Regions from separate parts of the Mus musculus genome. Here region 2 is linked to region 1. A link is a loop called in an ENCODE intact Hi-C map of the cell type or tissue named here. Cell type or tissue: left cerebral cortex. All regions are shown on one strand. Each heading gives the region's core, and the rest is flanking DNA. Links, peaks and the distances in the headings are about the cores only. Region 1 overlaps Gm51997 (a long non-coding RNA gene). Region 2 has its middle 130 kb from the start of Gm22673.

Evidence for each region. A loop is a pair of places that touch in the nucleus more often than their neighbours do. Peaks named below come from ENCODE experiments on the same cell type or tissue, not always from the same donor. Only the 100,000 strongest peaks of a DNase experiment are listed, where the experiment ranks them.
Region 2: a loop joins it to region 1, with 2.4 times the contacts of the local background. A loop is called at or near these places in 3 of 42 quality-filtered maps.

What each region holds. Positions count from the first base shown.
Region 1 is chr12:59,507,692-59,513,079 of GRCm38, forward strand. Gm51997 (a long non-coding RNA gene) reads left to right here. Exons shown (of 3, transcript XR_003950242.1): 3 at 2,749-2,898. Among named protein-coding and RNA genes, the nearest start is that of Gm51997, 21 kb to the left of the region's middle. In left cerebral cortex, for the core only: a CTCF peak has its summit at 2,356; a DNase peak (open chromatin) is centred at 2,378; H3K27ac peaks cover 293 bases.
Region 2 is chr12:59,795,614-59,801,001 of GRCm38, forward strand. No RefSeq gene overlaps it. Among named protein-coding and RNA genes, the nearest start is that of Gm22673, 130 kb to the left of the region's middle. In left cerebral cortex, for the core only: a CTCF peak has its summit at 2,619 (motif pointing right); a DNase peak (open chromatin) is centred at 2,646; H3K27ac peaks cover 212 bases.

The DNA.
Region 1 (5,388 bases), core at 153-5,152:
TAGCATCAAATTACAAATAGCCCCAGAGCTATTTGCAACACCATATATCAATAGCTTGCTTAGCTATTACTAGAGAAGCTTCCTTCTTCAACAGATGGGAACAAATACAGAGACCCACAGCTCAACATTATGTAGAGAATAAGAGACCCTAACTCAACCCAACCCTAATTGGGATGTCTCTATCAAATCTCTCCTCTCAGGGCTAAGGAAACCCTGTAGAAGAGGAGGCAGAAAGAATTTAAGAGCCAGAGTGGATGGAAGACACCAAGAAAATGGTCTTCTAAATCAACATGATCAAGGTTCATAGGAACTCACAGAGACAGAGGTAGCATGCACAGGACATACAACAGTGGGATTTTGGAGCTGAAAGGGCAAGAGGACACCCCGACCCCATCCTTAACCCCTAAGCAGTCTTCAATTGATAGCAACTTGCAAAGGAAAATTTAGTTTTCTACAAGGGACTCTTACTGGGGAAACAAACTATCCTAATGCATAGGCTGTATGCCCCGCAGTAGATAGCAAAGAGAAAAACCAACCCAAGGGCATCTCTGGATGTTCTGTACTCGTCAGGCCCTTCTCTGTCCCTATATAGTTTAATCATATTTTACTTACATATTTTTTTCTTCTCTCTTTTTACCCTAAAGGTTCTTTGCATATTTATGGCTTCCAGTTTAGTGTTTTTATGGGATTCCAAAGTGTGTGAATGAGTGTATTTCTGTTTCTTGAGCCTTTTCTTGGGCTCTTTTCCTTTTGTGTGTTTCGTCCTATTCTGATCTGTTAGTTTTTGTTATATCATATCATGTTAATGGTAGAGGATGTGGGGAGGAAATAGGAGGAATGGGGGGGGGTGGGAAAATATAATCAGGATATATTATGTGAGAAAAATATCTATTTTCCAAAAAAGGAAAACAAAGATATGTATGACCTAATTATCATAGAATTTTCATTCTAGATGCCCCTCCACACCAAGGCATTGTTTTATCTTCAAATAATGGTTCTTATAAGAAAGGTACCAGACAATGATGTGTTTCACAGGTGAGGCTTTGAGTAAAGTACATATAATTTCTGGTATTGTTGGAAAGAAATGTGTTATTTTTAGATAAATTTGAATGTAAGAGCAGATGCTTTCTGATGAATTCTGGAAGGCAAACTCTTGACAAAACATTGCAAATTGTTGAAATACGTAATAAAATCAAGAGAAAAAGAGACATGTCATCCCTAAATAATTTGATTTTATTCACTGACTGGTACAGGTGCATGCAAACACTTATCTTTGAAGTGTACCTACCCCACTTAAAAACCCTTTGGATCCAGTGAACCTATCACTGTTTGTGCAAAACTGCCAAAAAGCACTATTAAGAAACAGGCAAAATAAATAAGCAACTCAAAATCTCAAGGTGAAATCTCATGTCTTGTAATTAGGCAGCTGTAGGCTTCATCACGCAGGTCTACTGTTCTGGGACAGTGACATCTGACTCTCCAAGCCACTTTCCTTTTGGGTGGGCATGATACTTTCTGTTCTATGTGGATATTTGAGCAGGCATCCTTCGTTCTCCTAATGAGCACCAGATTCTCCCAGTGTGTAAATTAAGCTCTTTTGGAATCCACTACCAGGCCACAAGGGTGTCATGCAGTGCACTGAAGTAGTAATTTACTAAATGGGACCCTCATGGCCTAAGAGAGGTCATTTAGCTTCCCAAATGCCTACCTTAACCAGGCAATGGTTTATGGTCTGGAGAACCTAATGAGTGTTCAATTATACTATTACATTTAGAAAAGGAGGCTCATATAGCCCCAGGAATTTTGGATGTGCTGCATGCTTTAGCTCAAACTCAAGTTATTTTTAGACTTTTGAGTCGCACCATTTATTCCCACTGGGCTGTATAAGCAACCTTCTCTTCCCCCAACTTAAGGATTCTACTGGGTTTTACCAGCCATAATGTTGTAAACCTGACTTCATTCAAAGGACTGATTGTTATTGGAAAGGTGATAAACACTGAAAAACATCTATCACTTGGTCTCACTCACTCACAGGAACAGATTTTTCTACCTGGAAATGAAAACCTTAACACTGGACCGTGGCTGTTTTGCAGTGGTCACGGTACAGTGTCCTCCGTAGAGATCCTCTGCTTTTGTTCAGCAGTGATAGGAATTGTTTTCAACTTCTAAAAGACTGTGTTAGCCTATTGTATTCAAAAAATTCAAAATCATAGTTAAAACGGATCCATATAGCTTAAGAATATGATGTGTAGATGTTTCACATGGTTTTGGGGCCTTTGAGTTACAAGACAATAGACCAATGTTTTCCTTGCAATACATAGAGATGGCCGGGGTGCCGTCATTTCTATTTTCTCTAGGTGGCAGCTTAGCTCTACCTCAAAACATTGTCCTTTTGGTATTTTTTTCTCACTGACATTTCAGTTTAGAGCTAGTATCGTAATACACAACAACATGTAAAATGGACACAGCCAAACATGAGCTGCCTGCCTTTAATGTCTTGACAAGGTTTTTCATGTAGCCTTGCCAGACTGCTGATTTTAATAGAAGGACTTGGATATAACAGTATTTTCAAAAAGTGCTCTTATTTGCCATTTCCTCACATGAAGGTCAATAGCTCTCTTTATGATCAGGTTTCAGTTACAAGGCAGCAGAACTGTTCTGGGCTTTGGACATTATTTGCATGTATTGGGCCAGTTGTCATGCTATTTAGTTACATCAGAGATGTTTTTACTTCCTCCTCTCTATTAGAATTACTGGAGCAGCTGGTCCGAATGTCACCATACCCTCGTCTGTTCAATGAGAGTCCAAGTGCCTCCTTGAGAACTATGAAAACAGCAGCTGAGAACAAGAAGAAGTAACGGCTCAATGTTTTACATCATTAGCTCAGAGTGCAGCAATTGCAACCCCTTGGGTAAAAACGTCTGAAGACATTTAGAAGAATTTATCATTACAGGTTATTGAAATGTACTCTCTCTGTCTCTATCTCTGTCTCTCACACGAGCTGGCATGCACAGTGTGTGTGTGTGTGTGTGTGTCACAGTGTGGAATGGATGTCAGAGGACAAATGGATGTCAGAGGACAACTGAAGGAACCAACTCACTCCACCCACCATGAGGTCTCAGGGATCGAACTCAGGTTGTCTGGTGTGGTTCCTTTATCCTTAGAGCCACTTCACTGGCCCTGACACTTTTGATTGTTGAAACTGGTGACAGAGAAGCGTTGCTAGCAGCATCTAGAATGTCAGTAGAGCCTAAGGACACTGTTAAGAACCCTCCAGTACAGACGACAGTTTTTCACAACAAATGTGTCCAGCACAAATGAGAGTTAACCTATGGTAAAGGAAAGAGCGGCAGATGACGAGTACGGAGAACAGAACCAAGCTTCTTAATCAACACAAAATGCATATTTAAGTACGTTACTGGAGGTTATAAATATCATCACGCCCTTTCTGAAAATTCCTTCGGAAAACATTTTCTTGTGATTAATTCAGTAACAGATTTCTCATGAAATGATGACTCTTTCACGTTGCTCCACCTGTTTTCACTCACATAAAAAATAAGCTGTGTCCTTGAATTTTATTTTCTTAATTAACAACAATGTTCAAGTCTTATTTTGCATATCTACAAACTCAGGGAACCTCTTTGTGAGAACCAATGTTTACTGAATACACAGAGTTAGTCTGCACAGCTGTCAAGGTCTGTATTCGGGCTTCTTGCCTTACTATTTTGTGAGTCAGTTTTATTAAAACAGGTTTGAGGTGTCTCAAGTTTATCAGTCTTATTGACTATGGAATATATTAATTAAAATTATTGAAAAAAATCAAGGTTTGATCATATTGAAGTTCCTGAAGGATTTAGTAAAAGAAGTGACTTAATTTGTCACTGCCAAGAGCCTGGGAAACAATGACAAACTTGTTTAGCATCCTGAGCCTGTGCAGCTGGCACAATTCATCATCACGTTCTGCCTGAGGAGCCATTGTAGGGCATAATTAAGAGTACTCACTATATATGGCTTCGTCAGGTACTCTGACATTTAATAAGCTGATATGCTAAGATTTCTCCGTTACCTTTTGTTCTTCTTTGATCAATTATCTTTCAAATGACATCTTATTTTAAGCCCTTCTTCATAAAATGGATTAAGTTTGAGTAACTTCTGTGGTAAGGAAGGAACCTGCAGAAGCCCCAGGGCACCATTGCAGGAGCTCAGCCTTCAAATGAAGAGTGTGTCACCTCTGGAGTAGGCTCAACGGGCTTGCTTCAGTCACTGCCTTTTAATTCTTAGATATCCATGTGTTCATCTAGCAGTGGGGGTGGAGGGGTGGGGGAGGGAGGGCAATGATTCTTCTTTGACTTCAAACCCTTTCTAATTAGAATCTGCATTCTTTGCTCCTCCCCTTCTCCAGCAAACTTTTTCTTTTTTCTTTTTAAACAAAATTATTTTATTAGTTTCTATTTATTTATTTATTTTTTAATTGGGTATTTATTTCATTTACATTTCCAATGCTATCCCAAAAGCCCCCCACATGCTCCCCCACCCACTCCTCTATCCACCCACTCCCACTTCTTGGCCCTGGCGTTCCCCTACACTGAGGCATATAAAGTTTGCATGACCAATGGGCCTCTCTTTCCATTGATGACCAACTAGGCCATCTTCTGATTCATATGCAGCTAGAGACACGAGATCGGGGGTGGGGGGTGGGGGTGGGTATTGGTTAGTTCATATTGTTGTTCCACCTATAGGATTGCAGATACCTTCAGCTCCTTGGGTACTTTCTCTAGCTCCTCCCTTGGGGGCCCTGTGATCCATCCAATAGCTGACTGTGAGCATCCACTTCTGTGTTTGCCAGGCCCCGGCATAGTCTCACAAGAGACAGCCATATCTGGGTCCTTTCAGCAAAATCTTGCTAATGTATGCAATGCTGTCAGCGTTTGGAAGCTGATTATGGGATGGATCCCCAGATATGGCAGTCTCTAGATGGTCTATCCTTTCGTCTCAGCTCCAAACTGTGTCTCTGTAACTCCTTCCATGGTTGTTTTGTTCCCAATTCTAAGAAGGGGCAAAGTGTCCACACTTTGGTCTTCGTTCTTCTTGAGTTTCATGTGTTTAGCAAATTGTATCTTATATCTTGGGTATTCTAAATTTCTGGGGTAATATCCACTTATCAGTGAGTACATATTGTGTGAGTTCTTTTGTGATTGTGTTACCTCACTCAGGATGATGCCCTCCAGGTCCATCCATTTGCCTAGGAATTTCATAAATTCATTCTTTTTAATAGCTGAGTAGTACTCCATTGTATAAATGTACCACATTTTCTATATCCATTCCTCTGTTGAGGGCCATCTGGGTTCTTTCATGTATAAGCATTTGCTTGGATGTGTGTCTGCGTAC
Region 2 (5,388 bases), core at 151-5,150, 290 kb after region 1:
AATGGCTTTGTACTGAGACCCACACAGGATTTAGTAGAAGAGGAAGGTTCAGGGTTACCATAGGCTGAAGATGCAGGTGACTGTAAATGTGGGAGACAAAGGAAGGCCCTGGTGGCAGATGAGCGAATACAACTAAAGAAACAAAGCCAATGGAAGCCAGTGCTTTCTCCATTTATACTTTCACATTTGTTTGTTAGACTCTCTGTCAGCTTCCTGCAGTAAACACTCGTGTCTTCATTTTATAGAAGAGGGAACTGAGTCTCGGGGTTAGTTAACCAAGACTCAGAGCTAAAAATAGTGAAGACAGGATTTAAACTGTTATATCTTCATAACTTAAATTTATTGTCAAGTAGTAGCAATAACAGAAGAGATGAAAGGAACCCAGAGCACAGTGGATATTGCTGATAAAGAGGAAGAAATCCAAGTGGGACCTTTGGGGTTAATTGTGCGTGAGTGTAAGAACTGTTGCAATCACAGCTCAAAACAAGCGAAGCAGAGGGAGCCTGCATTGTTACTAGGTTATTAGGATATGTCATAGGAAGAGGCATAGACTTTAATTTTTTATTTAATTTAGACGTGAACTTGGACAATTTGAGTATTTCTTTTCCTACTAATAATCACTCCCAACTTCCTGAATGTCCGTCCCTTTTGTAGGTCCCCCCGTCAGTCTCTGTCTTTCTCTGTGTCTCTGTATCTGTGTCTCTGTCTCCAGATCCTTACTCTCCAGCCATAGCTGGTTTGAAAATTACTATGTAGACCAAGCTGATTTCAAAATTCACACAGATTTCCTCAATCTCTGCTTCTCAAGTGCTTAAAAAATGCAGACCACTTCCTTGATGCTTCATTTGAGGAAGAAAAAAGTTTTCCAGAACATGTGTTAGAAAAACACCGAAGCACCATGTTTTCATTCTGTACTATTGTATTCATTAATAATATTTAGTTTTCTCATTCTCAGCCAATAATTTTTGGTTCTTTTGTTAATCATTTTGTTGGCAGGATAATAATTTTACAATAAATTATCTCCTGACGATTTTCAGGAGGTAACTGGCAAGTTAACTGTTTTAGCTACTGTTCTGTTCTGTGACAGAACATCATGACCAAGGCAACACGTAGAATAAAGCATGAAAGCATGCTTACAGTTTCACAGGGAGAGTCCATGGCCATCATGGCCGGAAGCATGACAGTAGGCACAGCAGGCAGGGAGGTGAAAGAAAGCCACATGTGATCCACAAGCACAGGACAAAGAAGGAGCTAATAGCAATGGTTTGGGATTTTGAAACTTCAAAGCCAACCGCAGTGGCACACCCACCTCCTCCAACAAGGCCACACTTAGTAATCTGTTCCAAAGAATTCCTCTAACTCTGTACCAAGCATTCAGACATATGAACCTACTTTAGTTAAAATTTTATTGCTTTGAAGGGACATTGTGACCAAGGCAACTCTTACAAAGGAAAACATTTCATTGAAGCTGGCTTGCAGTTTCAGAGGTTTAGTCTATTATCATCATGGTGGGAAGTACAGCAGCATGCAGGTAGAAATGGTGGTGAAGAAGGAGCTGAGAGTTCTACATCTTGATTGCTGGAAGGAAAAGGGGACTGTCTTCCACACTGGGCAGGGCTTGAGCATAGGAGACCTCAAAGCCCATCCCAACATTGCCACAATTCTTTTAACAAGGTCAGGCTATGCCAAGAAGGCCATACCTCCTAATGGTGCTACTCCCTATGAGCCAAGCACACAGAAATCTTGGAGGTCATATTTATCAAACCACCATAGAGCCTGCAGGTCATTTACCTTCAAGCTACTGCAAACACCTTGCCTTTGAATCTCAAGACTGAGTTTTGAGATGAATGCACTCTGGCTCTGTTCTTTGATTCCATTTTGCTGAACTTTAGATGACTGGCAGTAGCATTTGGAGTTTCCTGTAATGACATTCTAATAATAGCAGTTTCAAGTTGCTTTAATGAAAAAGATTCATTGAGTGCTTGAAATTGGTTATTTTGATACAGAGGATAACAGGTACACGTTCTTCGAGATCCACTTGCAGCAGAATTTCCTTTGTTAAAGTGACCCACTTCTGCTGCTTTTCTAAAAATCTATACTACTCTGGACTGTCATTTTTAGAAAGTGCATCGTTCAGCGTGCCTTTAATTGTCTAATAACGATATAAAAAGAAAAAACACACAGTGGTTCATTAGTATTGACAAAAGGACGGCTAAGCAATTGTCCAAAGGGTTGAAGAGTGGAGTAGGAATTGCTTTACTATGAATATATGTTTGAAGGGCATAAGGATTCTTTAGATGCCTTTATCTTACACATAAATCATTATTATTATTATAATGAGTCTCCTCTCACAGTAAAGGCCCTAGCAGCGATTGTTCTGCTTCTGTGACAGCTGGAATTGAGAATGCAGTAAAAGTGAAACGAATTACATTGCAGATGAATTGGGCACTTGTCAATTAAATAGAGAATTATAAGTAAGGCAAAAGCAGACTATAAGGTCTGATAAATATCAGAATCTCACTCAGGAAATCTGGATTTTAAATTGTTCATTTTCTACATTATTACCCTTTAGGTTATGCTATACAGCTTTCAAGAAAGCACCCTTCGGCCACATGGTGGCATCCTTGTAGTTATGATGGCATTTTAAAGCTAACTCCAAGCTAGAGAAGGGAATTCTTGACACATTCCATTAAATGTTCATCTTCAGATGAAGTGTACATGAAGCATTATGCAATTGACCTATAAAGGTATGACAAAACGTTAAATATGCGTTTTCCCTGTGAAAAATCTAAGAATAAATCTGAGCTTAAGAACAATTCCTCCATTCATAATGCATCTGCTTGCCTCTGTATCCGAGGGATTCTCCAATCAAGGACAAAGAGTGACTAAAAATAAAAGTGGGTACTCACAACGATTCAAGTAATTAGAAATGGCAATCTGATATACTGTTAAAATGTACAGTCATGAATGTTATTTCCCCTGACTGCTACAGATTTGAAGTCTTAAGCTCCTCCCTCTGACTAGTCTGAAATTCTTATAATCATGATGACATAGATTAGTTTTCATTTGAAACAATGTTTTCTTCCTGTTTTATGCAATCTATCTATCTATCTATCTATCTATCTATCTATCTATCTATCTATCTAGTTTTTCTGTGCTACAATCTTGGCTGTTGCTGTGTTTTATAAATAAGAAAGAAAGAACCAGGACATGTTTGGTTGAGGCACAGTATGGTGAGGTGGAAGGGGGTACCTCTGCTGGCCCATGTTGAGGCATCCCTTCCCCCTGAGGTACCAGCCATATGACAGATATAGTATAAAATAGAGTCTATTTAGGGCATGGGGAGGGGAGTTGAGGTTGGAGTAGAGATAGAGAAAGGCAGGGAGAGGCGGGAAAGGAGGGAGGGAGGGAGAGAGAGAGAGAGACAGAGACAGAGAGAGAGAGACAGAGATAGAGACAGAGAGACAGCGATAGAGAGATAGACAGAGAGGGAGGAGAGGCCAGCCAGGAACACATGGAGGTGGGAGGGGAATGGGAGAGAGAAGGAACAGAGAGAATAAGAGAGTAAGAGGGTGAGGATGGGGCAAGTAGCCCCTTTTATAGTGAGTCAGGCATACCTGGCTGTTGCCAGGTAACTGTGGGGCAGAGCCTAGAAGCTGTCCTGGTACTCTGTTTTATAAATCAGGCTGGCTTCCAACTCACAGAGATTTGCCTGTCTCTGCTTCCCCGATGCTGTGATTAATGATGTGCATCACCATACCTGGCTTGCATGTTTGTCTGTCTATCTATCTATCTATCTATCTATCTATCTATCTATCTATCTATGTATCTATCTATATCTATTGCCTTGTCGGAATGGTGCTTGGAGTGAAGATTGGACCCAGGCTTATTCTTGATGATGCTGAACTTCTAAATAACTCTGGGGTTTGTGCTCTGGAATCATTGTCTCTGTGCACTGACACTGAGACCAACATGAGGTCCGGGTGCAGATTTAAGCATCTGTGAGAGGTTTCTCTGTAGGATCTTAGACAAATAACAACATTGTCTCTCTAACATTGTCTTTCCTCTTAGATTCCCCTCCCCTTTCAAAGAGGAAGATAAGTGGGCTTTTATTTTCTTCCAAAAGCCCCTCTCTTCTATTTTTATACTTTGTGCTAAAAGTCATTGAAAACATTAGCTTCTTGTTTAATCTTGGAGTTATTTTAAAAGATAGAATAAATTGAACATTCTTAGGAAAATATAGACTTAAAAAATTTTCCACCAAAGGCTTCTTTATTTGGGTTTGTGGCTTGGTTGATATATATTTAAAAAAATCTCTCAGGCAAGTTATGGAATTAAAAATCATAGATATTAGATAGCCTAGATATATTTCTGGCTTAAAACATGTCTGTATTCTACATAATCAACACTCTGTAGTTTATTTAGTCTTAAAATTTAAATTTCTAGAATTTGAACTTAGCTAACCTGTTGTTTCTGCATAGCCAGTTAACAATATATTAGAAGGCATTAGTTAAATACTTAGATTCCAGTAACTCATGACGTTGTCCATTTCAGGTTCACAAATCAATTGTTTTAAATCATTTGTATTTTATCCAGAAAGTAACTAAAAGAGATAAACACACCAATTGAGAAAGTATGAGGATTGGAGAGAATTAAATGGTTATGGGGCCATTGCTTTCCCTAGAGGACCACTAAGGAAATGCCTGGTCAGCAGCAGGCTGTGACTGGGCGCTTAGAAATGGAACCGGAATTCCATCTAAGGGAAAGGAAGCTCTTCCCGGTTTATCACAGTAGCTCTTGAAGACCAAACATTACATTGTATCCCTAAGAAGAATAAGAAAGCTAGTTTATCATAACTTGTAGTTGCCAGTTGGCTTTTGGAGTAGAACCCCTGACTCCACAGACTTGTGCCTAATGTTTTATTTCATTTTTCTCACTGGGAAGAATAAAAATATAGAGTCCCATGCTTAAACATGAAACAGAATGTGGGTTTTTTTTTTTTCTAAATCATATAAATCAAACTTAAAGACTCGGCGATGCTGCATCTAGTTTAACACTGGTAGACACACGGATTAGCTAACTCTGCAGAGTCTTATCACCCACAAGGACTGTAATTGTGAATATATTTTCAGGGTAAGGTAAACAGATTAGTTATTGGGATTGTAATATTCTTCACAAAACTGTAAAGACAAATTCTTTGGGGTCTGTGCTTTAATGACATGGTAATCTGAGGGCAATATTGTTCCAGTTTTAATCCGGTGCATAGTAGAGAATCACAGTCATCATTCATGTTTTTTTTTTCCTGTCATTAAGAAATGATCATCTTGAGTTTCTTGTGTTTTGCAAATTGTATCTTGGGTATTCTGAGTTTCTGGGCTCATATCCACT